Regions from separate parts of the Homo sapiens genome. Here regions 1 and 2 are each linked to region 3. Evidence: chromatin loops called from intact Hi-C (ENCODE). Cell type or tissue: endothelial cell of umbilical vein. All regions are shown on one strand. Each heading gives the region's core, and the rest is flanking DNA. Links, peaks and the distances in the headings are about the cores only.

Region 1 (5,198 bases), core at 403-4,402, 210 kb before region 3:
GCGGAGCTGCCGCTTCAGAGAGCTCAGCTGGCAAGCCAGCGCCCTTGCTGGACCAAGGCATCTTGTTTTCAAGCTTCCCCTCTGGAGCCCTCACTCATCCTAATGCTTTCTGTCCACACAATACCCCCTGGCTCTAAGGAACAAGGAAATGGCAAATTAGATTTGCTTGTCTCTGTTGACCTGAAGAAAGCCTTCTCTACTGAAGACTAATTGGCAAATTCTGTTTTAGGGTTCAGCCCAAGTACTTCTGACTGACTCTCACAGACTCACAGAAAAATATGTTCGAGGGTGGAGCTGGAGGAGACAGTCAAGGTCACACAGTAGGAGCCTGAGGGCAGAGGCGGGCTCCTCTCCTTCCAACCCTCTCTGTCTCTTTCACCTTCCCTGTGGGAAGAGGTGGGCTCGCCTCAACCCTCTGTTTCTTTCAACTTTCCTCTCTGGGGAGAGGTGGGCTCTCCTCCACTCTCTGTCTTCCCCCCCCACCACCCCTCTCTTGTGCATTCTTCTACTTTGCACTACTCCATCAGCTGCTGGCCCTTTTCCTCTCCCCTGATCACCTCTCTGCCACCTAAGCCTGCAAAGAGCTCCTGCACACCCACGAGAACCTTCTCGGATAAGGTGGCTGTCGGCAGTGGTCGGTTAAGCTCCTGAGAGACTGTGTTCCCTGTTGGGGTTGATGCAGAGTTGGGTGCACCTTCGGAGACTTCCATTTGCAAACATCCCTTTGCTAACTTAAAGATAACAGCCCTAGAGGTGGCTTTACTGGGAAGCTAATGATGCTTCAGGCTCCTTTACTTACACAGCCTCTTTCCAAGGCCTCGTTCTCTGCATATTGTTTGTTTTTTCTTAAAGGAGGTCTCCCATGGCATGGTTCAGACCACTCCAAACCTGGCCCACTCCAGCACATACCTACTGGTGCTTTGCCATGCTGTACCTACGACTTGTTAAGAACTGTAGCAAACACTGTGTGGGCCTCACTGGCCAGGACCTTGTTGGAAATGCTCTTGAGTTTGTCAAGGGTGAAGCTTAAGGACTTGAAGAAGGTGTGAAATAATATTTGTGAAAGAAGAAGTTTAGCCTAAGCCATTTAATTTTTGTTTTGTTTTGTTTTTTTTGAGATGGAGTCTCACTCTGTCACCCAGGCTGGAGTGCAGTGGCACGATCTTGGCTCACTGCAGCCTCTGCCTCCTGGGTTCAAACAATTCTCCTACCTCAGCCTCCTGAGTAGCTGGGACTACAGGCACGCACCACCATGCCTGGCTAATTTTTGTATTTTTTTTTTTTTTTTTTTTAGTGGAGATGGGGGTTTTACTGTGTTGGCCAGGCTGGTCTCAAACTCCTGACCTCAAGTGATCTGCCTTCCTCGGCCTCCCAAAGTGCTGGGATTACAGGTCTGAGCCACCGTGCCTAGCCCGTAAGCCATTTAATTTAAAAAATCTATATAGAAGTCACTCAGAAATGTTTTCCAAATGACTCTTTGGAACCCTGACTTATCTGATGATAAGCACCTCTTCTACACAGATTTGTTTAAACATCTTAAAAGATGACTGTCTATCTAAGTCTAGCTATGGGTGTTTCCCCTGATAGAGGGACTGCTTTTGTAGTAATAATGAACCTACTCTCTGTGCCCTCCCCAGCTTTCCTGCTGGGATGACAGCAGGGGGCAGGGGCACTGGCATCAGGCACCTAAGTATCTAAGTCCTGCGTGTAGTTCACAGCTTTGAAAACACTTTGCCACATTCAAACTGATTTCCATTTAGAAGGCAAATCTCAGTTGGGGCACACGGGGACCAGGCTCTGTTCTGCAGGGTGTCACCCATCTAAATCTCCTGTTGGCTCAGAAGAGAGCACTGGCGTGGACAGAGCAGAGTTTTGTCAGATTCCAACCAAGGGTAGTGCAATGACTCTACTGACTGGAATTTACAATTCTCATTAAACGCTCTCAAAACGTCGCCTGTTTTGAACATATGCTTCTTAGAAAAAACTTAGATATCAAATGACTCAGGGATACCTGATTTTTTTAAAAGAGCTTTTCCTAATTTTCCACTCTGCCAGAATTCCAAGGGCGATGGGTTCATAAACCTTCATGGCTGTGATTCTCATTTGAGAAAGTCATGGGGGAAAATGGCCAGTATTTTCAGGGTTACTGTGGAGATGGCCATGACAAATATTCTTACACTTCCCTTTTTTTTTTTTTAAACCTTTGCTTCTAATTCTTATTTGCCCATTTCTTGTTGACTTTTCTACTTAACTTTCTTGCTCTCTGGACTCACCAACTCTCTTCCCCTCTATCCTTCTTCCCCATTGATTTCTCTCCCACTTCTCCTTTTTCCGTCTTCTCTTTTTCTTCTTTGTTTCTTCCTTTCTACCTCTCTCTTTTTTACTTTGAACCCTTTTCCCTCCGCTACCCAGCCTTCCTGGCTTTTCATTTGAGGACCCTTTTACCTTCCACCAGTAGAGGGAGACATCACCGCTCGCTTTTTCTCTCTTACAATTTGGTGGCTGTGCATACATCCCGGCTAACACCAAGAAGCCGTTGGTTATGTTTGAATTGATCTAACCAGTTATATAATCCTAAGGAAAAACAGCTGACCACTTAGATATCTGACAGTGATAGTCCATCTACTCTGAACAGAAAACTGAGATACTCATGTTTTTATTCCAAAACAACCTTTTAAAAGTTCATATGTATCAAATATTAGGTTGAATCATATGACATTACCAATTTTTAAGGTCAAAAATTGGCCGAATGCTGGATACTAATAGAATAGAATTTTGATTTCTTGTAAGAGTGTCTATGAAAAGACCTTTCTGCTGGCAGCATAAAAATCCCACTGTCTGGAGTGCTGGAGCTTTTGCTGTCATTGCAGTAAGTCACTGTGACAGCTGATTTACTGCCCAAATGAAGTGTCGGCATGTAACTTGCAAAGAAGTTTATGGCTTCAGATGTCTGGAAGTCATACACATTAGCACTTAATGTTACAATTTAAAAATGCCATAGAGATCATTCCTGTTTCTGCAGATTCTCAAATAAAATTGCTCATGTAGGAATACATTTTATTTTACCCTAGCTGACGTCTTGTCTGAAAAAACCGAGTGTACAGATGCTACTAAAAGCAAAACTAGGAGCTTTCTAGATGGTCTGTGTACAAATTAAGAATGAGTGAAATTATTTATTTCTTTTGCTCCAATTCTGTCAAAAGCATTAGAGTTACGCATCATGTATTTCTGCTTGGCTGTGAAGCTCTGTTCTGGGGTCTTATGAATGCTTATTAACAGTTACAGAAACACCACAGTCTTCTAAAGTCCACCTAAAATGCAGGTGCAGGTTGGAAGGAGAGCTTTTTTGTATTCTTTTATTTAACATTATCATTTACGTTTGCCTAAGTTATTTTTTTTCCTACTACATTTGATTTTTCAGATTACATGGAGAGTTCTTCTGCAATACTAGCTTAATAAATCATGCAACTGCTGGTTTAATCTTGTTTTGATACTGGATTGGGGTATTTAAAATGTTAGGTTAAGTAAATACAGTAAATGATTTTCTAAAAACAAAATTGTAGCAATTATGTACCATGTTACTATCTTTGCATTTAGCATGCGATCCCAAAGGACCTTTGTAGCAACAAGTGCCAGATATAAGCATAAATGATGACACCAATGCTATACAAAAGTTAAATTATTTGACAATCAAATGAAGTGTGTACACTAAAAAGTGGATCATAACTGGATGTCGTGAGTATGTCATGCATATACATTGTTCTAGATAGAACTTCAATGTTAGCTCATAATAAAAGCCAATAATGAGGGAAGCAGCAATAATGAAAATGTGGTCCTCAGCTGGCTCTGGGTTATCTGCACATACTTCCAGTATGGGTCCTTGAAATTTCATAGGAGTTCAGATGGCAAGAGACACCTGTGGTCACACCCATCACATTATTGCTTTAGATGTCACATTGTTGCTTCCCTAACATTTTCTTCCTTGAGAATTTATAGTAGAGAGAAAATTTCATAGGCACTGAATAACCACCCCCATCCCCCACTTGTGAGAGAGGATACACTAACACTGAATTTTCCCATTTTTGAGATAATAAATAAGACCTCATTAGGTACTTTGATGCCAGCTTTCTATCAATATTTATCTAATTTTTTGACCTGCAATATCAGGGTGCTTATCTAGACGTAAAATTATAAAGCATTTATCTCTAATTTCTAAAGTATTGCATATTTCCTTAGGAGCACGTCTTCTATCATTCAAGAAATACCTTTCTTATCCGGATACTGGTCCTAAAATAAGATGGCAGGCAAAAGTTTGACCAAAGATACCTGGGGCCTCTTTCCCACCAGCCTTTCTCTCCTCTGCAAATGAACATGCTGAGTCTGATGCTAAATCTGTCTCCAGAGGCTCCTCCTTCAAAGTAAACACTGGAAACAGCTTTAGGTCAGAGTAGTCACACCCCACGGCTAACTCAGTGTTTATTGTTGGTAGAGTGGGTAGCAAACAACCCATGTCTGGAACATATGGCAACATGGGTTGTAACATGTCCTCTAATTATAGAGACAAAGCTTCTCTTCTACTCCCAGGAATGATGGAGAACTGATACTGGACCAGCATTCAGCCTGTATATAAGGGAGTATATGAAACTGGCCAAAGTACAGGAGGCAAATGGTTTCCAGTAGTGCACCACAGGCAATGCAAGACTGTAATCCCTGAGGGAAGGGAAACTCACAAGGTAAGCCCCACAACCAACCAATTCTTTTCTTGGGGAAAGTTCCCCAACCATTGCACAGAGCTGGAGTCTGAGCAGACCATAGTCATTCAGCTATAGAGAAAACAGAGGTCAGAGTGCGAGAAAGCTGAAGTGGCTGGATCTCCAGGGCAAGACACTGGAGAAGAGGATGCCGTTCTGGTCCGTTCAGGAGGACCAGAAGTCCTAGTGGAGGTTCCAAGGGCTGTAGGCAAGGGTTGCGCTGGGCATGTGCAGGGTGAGAATCCCCTGCCCCAAGGCTTATAAGATAGCAGCTGAGATGTGGCTGAAAGAGAAATAGAGATACTCGAGGTTGAGAAAAGTAGTGCATTAGGGACACTGAGGTCATGAACACCTCCAACACATTGTTCACATCCCCGGGATCCCAAAGACATCAGAAAGGCTGTGCCTTAGGAGTAAGAATCATGCCCTAAAGTAAGACCCTAGACC
Region 2 (5,198 bases), core at 403-4,402, 74 kb before region 3:
TAATGGGACATCCCAGTTGACCCACAGACTGGCACGGCTTCACAGCTGAAGGAAGCACTGTGCACAGTATGGCAAATTCTTAGTCCGAGCTCAGATGACTTGAAAATGGCTCCTCCATATTTCTGAGCAACTGTGGATGGGAACTCCAATGCTGAGTGCCATCTGTGTTGAGGAAGACTCCATCCCCAAGGGCCTGGATCTGATACAAGATGATGAGGCAGCTGCCAAAGATATAAACACCAAATGGAATCCTATTTCTGTCTCAAGAATTGTGACCTACATACAACTCAGGGCAGTGTAGCAAACAGGCTACAGGCATCTTAGTCTTCATAAAGATTAACTGGAAAGTGACAGGGGGAAAAATAAGAATACATCTTCATAACATAAAAGAAATTAGCTAATTTAGCACCGGATACTAAAATGATGAGAAGCCTTTACAGAACTCTCCCTCCAATCATATACATCAGCAAGAGCTGTTTGATTTTGGATATGATGATAAATACCTATGCACAAACTGCCAAAGCATTGTACATTAGAGGTACAGAAATTCATTCCAGGTAATAATTAGAAATGTAGCACTGCCAAAAGATTATATGGAATTTTTTTCAGTTCAAATAGCAATCTCTTTGAATCTTTAGTAAAAATTGTTTTTGTGCATTGATGTTTATACATGAAAAATGGAACTGTTTTCTGGGCGCTATATTATCTGAGACCACACAATCAGAGTGCATCCTTCCTCTGCTCAGAACTAAATATTTGATATTGGTCATTAAAAAGATAGATGGAGCCGGGCGCGGTGGCTCACGCCTGTAATCCCAGCACTTTGGGAGGCCGAGGCGGGCGGATCACGAGGTCAGGAGATCGAGACCATCCCGGCTAAAACGGTGAAACCCCGTCTCTACTAAAAATACAAAAAATTAGCCGGGCGTAGTGGCGGGCGCCTGTAGTCCCAGCTACTTGGGAGGCTGAGGCAGGAGAATGGCGTGAACCCGGGAGGCGGAGCTTGCAGTGAGCCGAGATCCCGCCACTGCACTCCAGCCTGGGCGACAGAGCGAGACTCTGTCTCAAAAAAAAAAAAAAAAAGATAGATGGAGGGATAGATAGACAGACAGACAGGCAGACAGATAGATAGATATAAAATCATTTTAGCATCAAACAGACACTGACATCCCAGAATCAATACTGTCATTAATTCTATATTCATGTTTAGAGACTGGCTTACAGGTTAGAATTTGACATAATGCTGATTCCTTGAACAAAACCCCTAAGACTAAATTAATTTCTTAAACATTTGGATAAGAAACATGGATTTCATTATTGGGTAATTAGGTCACTCTGTTTTCCAGAGGACATTCTTTGGGAGAAGATTAACTTAAAAACTAAACAAAACAAAAGAACAATATTAACAAGATATAGCAGAGACATTAAAACCAAGTGCCCTTTGGAACAAGAAGTAGAGAATCTTTTCCTGTATCAAAACAATTTGAGTCCTCTTTTAATGTTTTGTCTATAAATGGATACACATAAAAAAAGTTTGTTAATAGTAGCTCATGACTCCTGACTGCAGCAAATGGCCTACATTTGATATTTTTGGTCTGTCCTGTACGTATGAAAGCATAAACATGAGAATAACTGTTTTTTAGACATAACCACGAGGCATACATTTATTATTACACAGGAAGAGGAAGTGGCCTTGCTGCATTATTGCCACACTCCAATCCAGGGAGTTGCTACTTTGCAGAAATCACAAAGTAACCTAGCATTTTAAGTTTCAGATTCTCGATTGCAAAGCATTTCAATAATAAGTAGCTAAGGCAAACAATCATAAATGAAATAACCTGAGCCAATGACTCACACATCTGAAATAATCAGAGTAGCATTGTGAGAAATGGAGGTTTTAAGGGTTGCAATAGAAATGACCCCTTTTCCTTTTCAAATGAGTCACTGCAAAACAAAGGTACTTTTCACTTACAGGCAGGAACATAAGCACCATTCATTTTGTGATTTGTTCCTTAATCACATACTTAGAAATAAATCTACCACCACAAGGCAAAGATGAGCGCATTACTTGGAGACAAATAGAGGAAAAAGTAGATTCAGAAATCATATCCACTCACAACTCCAGAATAGGAAAAACCAAATAGATGATTTCATAAAACTCCCAAGAGTGACATTCCCCTACAAGATCACGATGGCAGGACCCCGTGCCTGGAAAGCACGATTAGTGACTAATCGTGTTAATTACCCCAGACGCACAGAGCCAGGAGTCTATGCATGCCTGTATGAAGGGAGGGAATTTAAATCAATGAGCCCAGGGACTAACGTGGAAAATATGAGCAAAGCAAGCTGGAAGGAAAAGCTCAAACCCAGAGAGCATGGAGGTGACAGTAGAACTCCACATACCCATTTGTAGACTACAAACTTGATGTTCAGTTTCATCAAAGCTCAACAGCTCTTTTTCACACGCGTCTCTCTGTCTACCTTTGTCGGGTGAGAACTGTAGCTTTCAGGCTTGCTAAGGGAGGAGGAAGGTGAAGGTCACCCTACCGAGTCGAGGAATGTCACTTAGGAAATCTGGTTTTTCCCTACAGGACTTCTGGCTAGATGCAGAGTTAAACAGGGATGTCTCCAAACACAGCACAGTCTTGCCTTGAACCTGCAGAGTTCATGAGTGAGGAGAGGGGCTCCAGGCTTCAAGCACTTGCGTGAACAGAGAGCGGAGGAGGGGAGACAAGGAGAGTGCTCTCTTCTGCCCGTGGGGCCCAAACACCCTCCAAGCATGCAAGACAGAGTTAGTGTCCTTACTCTTAACTCAGGGCCTCCCAGACCACCCAGAGAGGTCTACTTAAGATACAGGACCTGGGAATCTGTAGCTTTATAATACAGGCTTCAAATCATAGTGTGTAAACAGCCCAATTTACTCATCTACTATTGAGAATGTACAAGAGCTTACTAGTGAATATTGTGGTGCATCAACATTTTTGCCAAGTGATTCTGAGTTGCATTTAAAATTCCAGGAAGAGGCCGGGAGTGCCTATAATCCCAACACTTTGGGAGGCTGAGGTGGGCAGATTGCTTGAGCTCAGGAGTTTGAGACCAGCCTGGGCAACATGGCGAAACCCCGTCTCTACAAAAAAAATACAAAAACCAGCTGGCTGTGGTAGTGTGTGACTGTAGTCCCAACCACTTGGGAGGCTGAGGTGGGAGGCTGGCTTGACCCTGGGAGGCTGAGGCTGCAGTGAGCCAAGATCATGCCACCGCACTCCAGCCTGGGCAACAGAGCCAGACCCTGTCTCAAAAACATGAAATGAAATGAAATGAAATGAAATGAAATGAAATGAAATGAAATGAAATGAAATGAAATGAAATAGAATTCCAGGAAGCCAGAGGCTTCTGGGTAGCATGTGAATCATGGGAGGGAAAGCCAACACTGTTTTGCCCCAAAAGTTGCTCTTTAATGTCCAGACATTACTTAGGCATGGCAACCACATGCCCCAGATTTCCCATTCGAGTCCTGGTTCAGGTGAATGTTTTGTCATTTTCAGACCATGTGTGGCTGCTGAGCTAATTGGCCAAAGTAACTCCATTTTGCTTTCTGTGCATCCTGGAACCGTAAGGCATCGTCAGGGCAAGCCAGGGCCCTTCCGAGAAAGCTCTTCCTAGAGCTGCTGGTGTGTGTGCTGGGAAGACCTGCACATACCAAGCGTCCAGGGTAGTGATTTGGGATTTGTCCTGGCACTAAACAGCATTCTAAGGTTTAGCTGCCTCTGACCCTGGCTTATATTTGAAGGGTGTCCATTCTGCCTCCCTTCTGGAAACTCTGTATAGGAAAGTCATAGCTCTATTCATAATTCTTGTTTCATCCAATCTAAGGTACCCCACATTTTAAGATGTATCATTAAGGGGAAATGTGCCAAATCAGATAATATTCCCTAACCACAAGGGATCTTTATTTCATACTTATTGAAAGAGTTATTATAGACTTAATTAGACACCAATTTAAAAATCATATATCATTATTGTGCATACATTTTAAAAAATGCAAGTGAACTAAATTGGCCACAGTATTCCTAAAACATCTCCACATTTAGAGCCTGAGGCAGAGGTGTCTGCTTGAGGGCTTTCCACGTTGCAGCCTCCTGAGCCCATCAAAGCATGGCCCGGCTCTTCTGCTTCCCCCTAGGCTGCACTCCGTGCCCAATGCACCAGCTCAAGCCAGAGCACGTCCCTCCTCTGCTCAGAACTAAAGCCAGGTACTTGCCGAGGCTACAAAGCCATCTGGCTCCTGTGACCTCTTTGACCTCATCTTCCTCCCTCCTGCCGACCCCTGCAGCTCTGGAACAAGCCAGGCCTGCCTCTCCTCTGGGCTTTTGCCTGTGCCTTCCCCCTGCCTGGAACTCCCTCCCTACAGGGAGCCATAGAGCTCCTCCCAGCCTTTGCTCAAATATCACCATCTCTGTAGAGCCTTCCCTGACTGTGCTGCACACAATCTCCAAACTGCAGCCCTCCTATGACCAGCCATCCCGTCTCCACCAACCCCAACCCCTTCCAGCTTTTACTCTTCCCATAGCACTTATCCCCACTTGGCACACTGTTAATATATATACTTCCTTGCTTACTGTCTGACCCCACTAGAAAAAAGCTCAATGCAATGAGGACGTGTATCTGCTTGGTTCACTGATGTAACCTCCAGTGCCTAGAATTCAGTCTAGCACATAGTTGACCTTACAATAACTATTTGTTAGATGAAATGAAGAGACATCTAAAAAAACACAGGATACAAAGTACAGCGGAGACAATCCTATTTGTGTTTCAAACACATCTATATTTGTAACTAGAAGAATGTGCCCCATTATCTCATTATCCCTGGGTGATTTTCTGCATATGTGCGTTTTGGTGGTTTCCAAATTTTCTTAATTAAAGCATGGCTTATTTTTGTAGTAGAGAAATATGTTATTAAAAATAAATGCATAAGTACTTGTTGAACTAAAAAAGAAGATAATTGCCGAAATATTAAAATCTGCCTGTGCTTTTAAAAACTCAACTATCCATAAAGAAGATGCTTGACGATAATGTATATTCTCTGTTGGATTGAAACCTCAGCGGGCTGAAGCTCTTGATTTTTGCAAGTTGTCTTACAATACCTTAATTAGTCTAATTGTTTTGGGGTATGGAGGATCATACATTTGAGAAGGCAA
Region 3 (5,198 bases), core at 658-4,657:
TTTGAAGAGCACAAGTAACCATTAAATAAGTCAATAATATTTACTGAATACCTACTATGTACACAGCTAAGAAATAGAATATCTAATCAGGAATTATCTAATTTAATAAGTCCTGGTCTGAATGAATGAGGAAACTATGAACTATAACTCTTTTTAGTCAGAGGAGAAAAGGCAAATAAATGAATTATTTCAAAGTCCTAAGATGAAAGATACTATTCAGCATATATATTTAAGAACAAGGTTATCAAAGTATGTGTATTAAAATATACATGCAAACGGAATATTTCAGGTTGTAGTCTTCTCAAGAGCAGGAAGCAATTCCATCCAACCTCTAGAAACTTCAGAACTCTAAGGTTAAAGAAGGATTTTCAACATATACATGTAGTTGTCACGATTAAATACTTAAACATGGACTGAACTTCTATTACAGCTTATGTTTTTACCTTTGCTTACTACAACTTTTAAAAGTTTCATCATTAGTGTTAATTTATTTTATTTTATTTTATTTTTTGAGACAGAATCTTGCTCTGTCACCCAGGCTGGAGTGCCGTGATGCAATCTCAGCTCACTGCAACCTCCACCTCCTGGACTCAAGTGATTCTCATGCCTCAGCCTCCTGAGTAGCTGGGACTGCAGGCATGAGCCACAATGCCTGGCTAATTTTTGTATTTTTTGTAGAGATGGGGTTTCACCACATTGGCCAGGCTGGTCTCGAACTCCTGACCTCAGGTCATCCGCCTGCCTCAGCCACCCAAAGTGCTGGGATTACAGATGTGAACCACTGTGCCGGCTGGTGTTAATTTTCAGATCTGACTAATGAAAGGTAAAGCGGGGAGACATTGGGACGAAGTGCCAGCACCATCTGCTTAGCTTGAGAATTATTTTATATCTAAGAGTATATTATCCACAATAGCCATCTTAACCTGGCAAGACCTTCTTCAGGTGGGAATACTGGATGGAGCTGCTGTCTTACATTCCTTTCTGATGATTCTTCCTGTAGGCTCAGTCACTGTCAACCCCTCTGGTGAAGAGTTGGGGGTGATAGAGAGCACAGCACTGCTATGGATATACAAATGTATAGGGGCAGGGCTACACATTTTGGGGTGCTTTTAAGACCTCTGGAGGTCTTAAAATAATAATAATAGCTCATTAGAATAGGCAGGAAAAGAGAATGTGATTATTTTGCATAAATCTTCATTTATAGCAAGAGGGGAAAAAATAATGAATCTGGACTATTCAATTGTTTCTATTGAAAAACCAATTTCAATTGTTCTATGCCATGTTCCAAACACCGAAGAGACAACAGAAACAACAGGCTGTGACATTTCTATTTTCTTATGTTCTCAGGTCTTCATTTTCCAAACTAAGCATTTCCCATGGAAGGATCTCATTTCCAGCTGCCTCACGTGCATGTCTGAATAGCCAACAACTCGTGTAATAAACTTTCTATATAACATGCACCTACCTACTTGAACTCAGCCGACATAAGAATCTTTCTGGAAAAGAGACTGACTCCTAGCTACAATTATCTTTATGCACTTTTAGGAAATTTTATTGGTAATGAAACAGCAGTATTTTATTCTTGGTAATTCTGTGAGGGTCACAGTTAAACAATTAAACAGCATTAACCACCACTGTACTGTTCGACACAACATCCAGCCCCCTTAATGGGTAACTTCAGCTGAGTCTGCAGAGACAGCCATGAAAAAAGGCAGTGAAGGGCAGGAAGAGGCCCCCGCCAGGCCCTCCAGGGCTGGGGGGCACTGGGCTGGGCACTTCAAACAGAGAACCCTGGATTCTTTTCCCACTTTGTGAGGAGCCGATTTAAGGAGCAGACAGCTAAGGGAAGATTTATAAACACAATAATTTTTGTTTCTAAGAGTTATAATGCAAAGCAGGGATAGGCATTCTCCTCCAAAGAGGTTCTCAAAGAGATCCTCTGAAGCCAGAGAATACCACATTTCTTTGCCTAACCCAAAAGTCCTCGGAATCTTCATTTGTCAGCAGAAGCTCTGAAAACAAGGCACTGCACTACTTTTTTTGCCTAATGTGGTGGAAGACAGCCCCATGACAACAAAGAGAAAGAAAAATCGCTTTTCTTATAAGTCAGAACATAATGCAGGCTTATGGCTCGAGGTAACTTTGCTGTTGAAATCCTTGAAGGATCCACAAGGCACTCATCGCTCCAGTTAGTGTTCATCTTGTGGAAACCTACAGTGAATCTCACTAGAAAATATACTGGAAAAGAATAGAAAGGGTGAACAGGCATGTCCGTCAACTCTGAAACCCCAGAGCTAAGGAGACCACTTTGAACTGAAGGAGGCAGATTCAGGGTAAGTAAGAAAAAGAGCTAACTTTACACGATGGTGGAAAATTCATGACAACACAGAGGACACTGAAGAGGCTGAAACTATAAATAAGCTCAGAAACTATGTGAACTCACAGATCTATAGTGAGTTGTATTAAGGGAAATGAGGTTGTCTGATGCCCCCTGCAGAGCCCCCTCTGGTGCCACCGTCGCATGATAGACCAGGATCTGACCCAACAGGGGTTTAAAAAATTTTTTTACAAAGCATGAAGATGATCCTAAATTTGTGGCAGACCTTTAGTGTATGAGGATCTCAAGACCCAGAACCGCTGTGCCTCTAGTGGGGGCACGGTGCTCCGAGGCCAGTTTCCATGACTAATAAATCCTTCATTCTGCAAGCCGTGACTGTGGCAGTGCACCCAGCGGCTGGATGGGAAGTGCAGGAACTGGCGTCCCCCACAGGGTGGAGAGGGTATCACCACATTGCCACCTGCCCACCCTCTGCTGCCCAGCTCTGTTCTCCAACAGGCATCCTCTGCTTTTTATTTCCTATCTAGAAGGAGAATATGTCTGTCTATCAGGGTGGGGCGGAGGCTGCTAACTTCAAGACCCTAACCCAAGGTGTAGCTGCTGTTACAGAGATAACTAGGAACTCAGGGGCAGGACTAGGGAGGCTGCATTTCACTAATCCAAATGCCTTTGCCTCTGGGAATGACATGAGTGATGGGGCTGGGCCGTAACGGACTGTACACGTACAATGCGTTCAGGAAAGCAAAGTTCCAAAACCCACAGCAATCTGCCCTGCTTCCTTTGTCTTGCTCCAGCTGTATCCTGATGTCCTTTTAAAGCTATTTTTAGTAACAATATTTATTCAACCAAGAGGAACAAAAATTTACATCAAATGCATTCACAGAGGGGCACGAGACTTTGCCCACAGATGGCCTTTCAAAGGCATCTTTCCCCATGCCGACCCCTTCTCACCTTGTATCAGTGGTGGTTAGAAGCGTGAACTCCTGCCACAGTTTAGTCAAACTCAATGAGATACTGTTTACGGTGGTGGCCACCTGGGAATTTCCCAGGCCCCTGGAGGACGTGTGTTTTTCAGGTTCTAAAAACAAAAGTCCACAGCAATGACATCAGAGGCCCCGCTATGAATTGCATGTGCATTTTAACCAGGCCTTACTTTGCTGCTTGCTATGCCAATTGCTGTGGCTGCCAGTCAGGAAAAGGAAGCCTTCTCGAGCACATGCATGCTTTATGCATTGTCCTATACAGGAAAAAATAGATAAAGGGATGATCTGGGTGTCTCCTGTTGCCAACCCGTGCTAGCAGGGAGAAACACAACTGGGCCTAGGACCGTGTAAGAAGGCCCACATCGGCCTGCACCCCTGCATCTTCAGGGAAACCCTCCTCGCCTGCTGTCTCTAACCCATCCCCAGCCATAAGCAAACGGGGGATGTTTCCACACGGGGCCCAGTGTTAGTCACATTATTTCTGCCTCCATATAACTTAAGGGTACAACTAAGAACTGCAACTCTTGATTAAAATGACACACATTCCAGACTTCTGAGAAGCTTTCCTACAGAAGAATTCCTGCATGGCATATGGGAAATTGGATTTGAGGTCATCTAAATGATTCCTTTCCTACATGGAGAGTCTATTGTTTTATTACTCAGGCAGCGAGCTTCTTCAGAACTCCTTGTCATAGGAATTCAAGAATACCTATGTGGGTATCAACAGCACTCTTTGGAGAAGCAGACACAGAAAGATATGCACAACATAGGAATGACTCTTTTTTTTTTTTTTTTTTTTTTTTTTTTTTCCAGAGAGAGAGTGAGTCTGGCTCTGTTGCCCAGGCTGGAGTGCAGTGGTGTGATCATAGCTCACTGCAGTCTCAACTTCATGGGCTCAAGCAATCCTCCCACCTCAGCCTCCCAAGTAGCTGGGAGTACAGGTGCACACCGCCATGCTTGGCTAATTTTTTACATTTTGTTTTGTTTTGTTTTTTGTTTTTGTTTTTGTTTTAAGATGGAGTCTCACTCTGTTGCCCAGGCTGGAGTGCAGTGGCGCAATCTCGGCTCACTGCAACTTCTGCCTCCCGGGTTCAGGCGATTCTCCTGCCTCAGCCCCCCAAGTAGCTAGACCTGGCTATTTTTTTTTTTTTTTTTTTGTATTTTTAGTAGAGACAGGGTTTCACTATGTTGGCCAGGTTGGTCTCGAACTCCTGACCTCAAGTGATCCTCCTACCTCAGCCTCCCAAAGTGCTGGGATTACAGGCATGAGACACCACGCCCGGCCTAATTTTTCAATTTTTAGCAGGGACAGAGCTTTTGCTATGTTGCCCAGGCTGGTCTCAAACTCCTGGCCTCAAGTGATCCTCCTGTCTTGGCATCCTACAGTGCTGGGATTACAGGTGTGAGCCACCATGCCTGGCCAGATGACTTTTTAAAGGACATCACAGTTTGATGTTGACTGATCAACCCAGAGGAATGAAGTGGACACCTTGCTCATTAGCTGTCCCCCCATCTACCCCTGCACCCCACTTGGGGCGCACAGGCCACCCCACCACCTGCCAGGCTCACTGAGCTTACCCATTCTAGAGGCTCCCACCCTGAGGCTCTCTCTAGCTACCTCTGCTCCAAGCTCCCTGGAAACCCCAACTCTTCCCTTATCAGTTTACAGGCAGCATTCACCAGCGAGGGCCGCCCACACGTGTGCAAAGCTTGTTCACACTCCACTGTCACACAATACAAGGTGTCTTGTTCTTCTGTGACTCATACTGTCCCTCCAACAAAGTCTCCAAACTTCCAGCCACCACCACAGAAACAAGACGTTTGCCTCCCTCCTCACCCTATGGAAAACATTAACAGCTGGTGAAGAAGGGGATCTC

What was found. Peaks named below come from ENCODE experiments on the same cell type or tissue, not always from the same donor. Only the 100,000 strongest peaks of a DNase experiment are listed, where the experiment ranks them.
Region 1: a loop joins it to region 3, with 3.0 times the contacts of the local background. A loop is called at or near these places in 5 of 110 quality-filtered maps.
Region 2: it touches region 3 in a loop (8-fold over the local background); 7 of 110 quality-filtered maps call a loop at or near these places.

The regions. Positions count from the first base shown.
Region 1 is chr6:157,664,617-157,669,814 of GRCh38, reverse strand. All of the region lies in intron 8 of ZDHHC14 (zDHHC palmitoyltransferase 14), which reads right to left. Among named protein-coding and RNA genes, the nearest start is that of MIR3692, 140 kb to the right of the region's middle. RefSeq lists an enhancer at 1-448. In endothelial cell of umbilical vein, for the core only: a CTCF peak has its summit at 2,450 (motif pointing right); a DNase peak (open chromatin) is centred at 2,474.
Region 2 is chr6:157,532,705-157,537,902 of GRCh38, reverse strand. All of the region lies in intron 1 of ZDHHC14 (zDHHC palmitoyltransferase 14), which reads right to left. Among named protein-coding and RNA genes, the nearest start is that of MIR3692, 6.2 kb to the right of the region's middle. RefSeq lists enhancers at 3,776-4,276, 4,277-4,777. In endothelial cell of umbilical vein, for the core only: no CTCF peak of the experiment used is centred there; a DNase peak (open chromatin) is centred at 2,022; H3K27ac peaks cover 2,255 bases.
Region 3 is chr6:157,459,338-157,464,535 of GRCh38, reverse strand. All of the region lies in intron 1 of ZDHHC14 (zDHHC palmitoyltransferase 14), which reads right to left. Among named protein-coding and RNA genes, the nearest start is that of MIR3692, 67 kb to the left of the region's middle. RefSeq lists enhancers at 1-190, 2,825-2,884. In endothelial cell of umbilical vein, for the core only: a CTCF peak has its summit at 2,717; DNase peaks (open chromatin) are centred at 2,815, 3,085, 3,275 and 3,845; H3K27ac peaks cover 1,922 bases.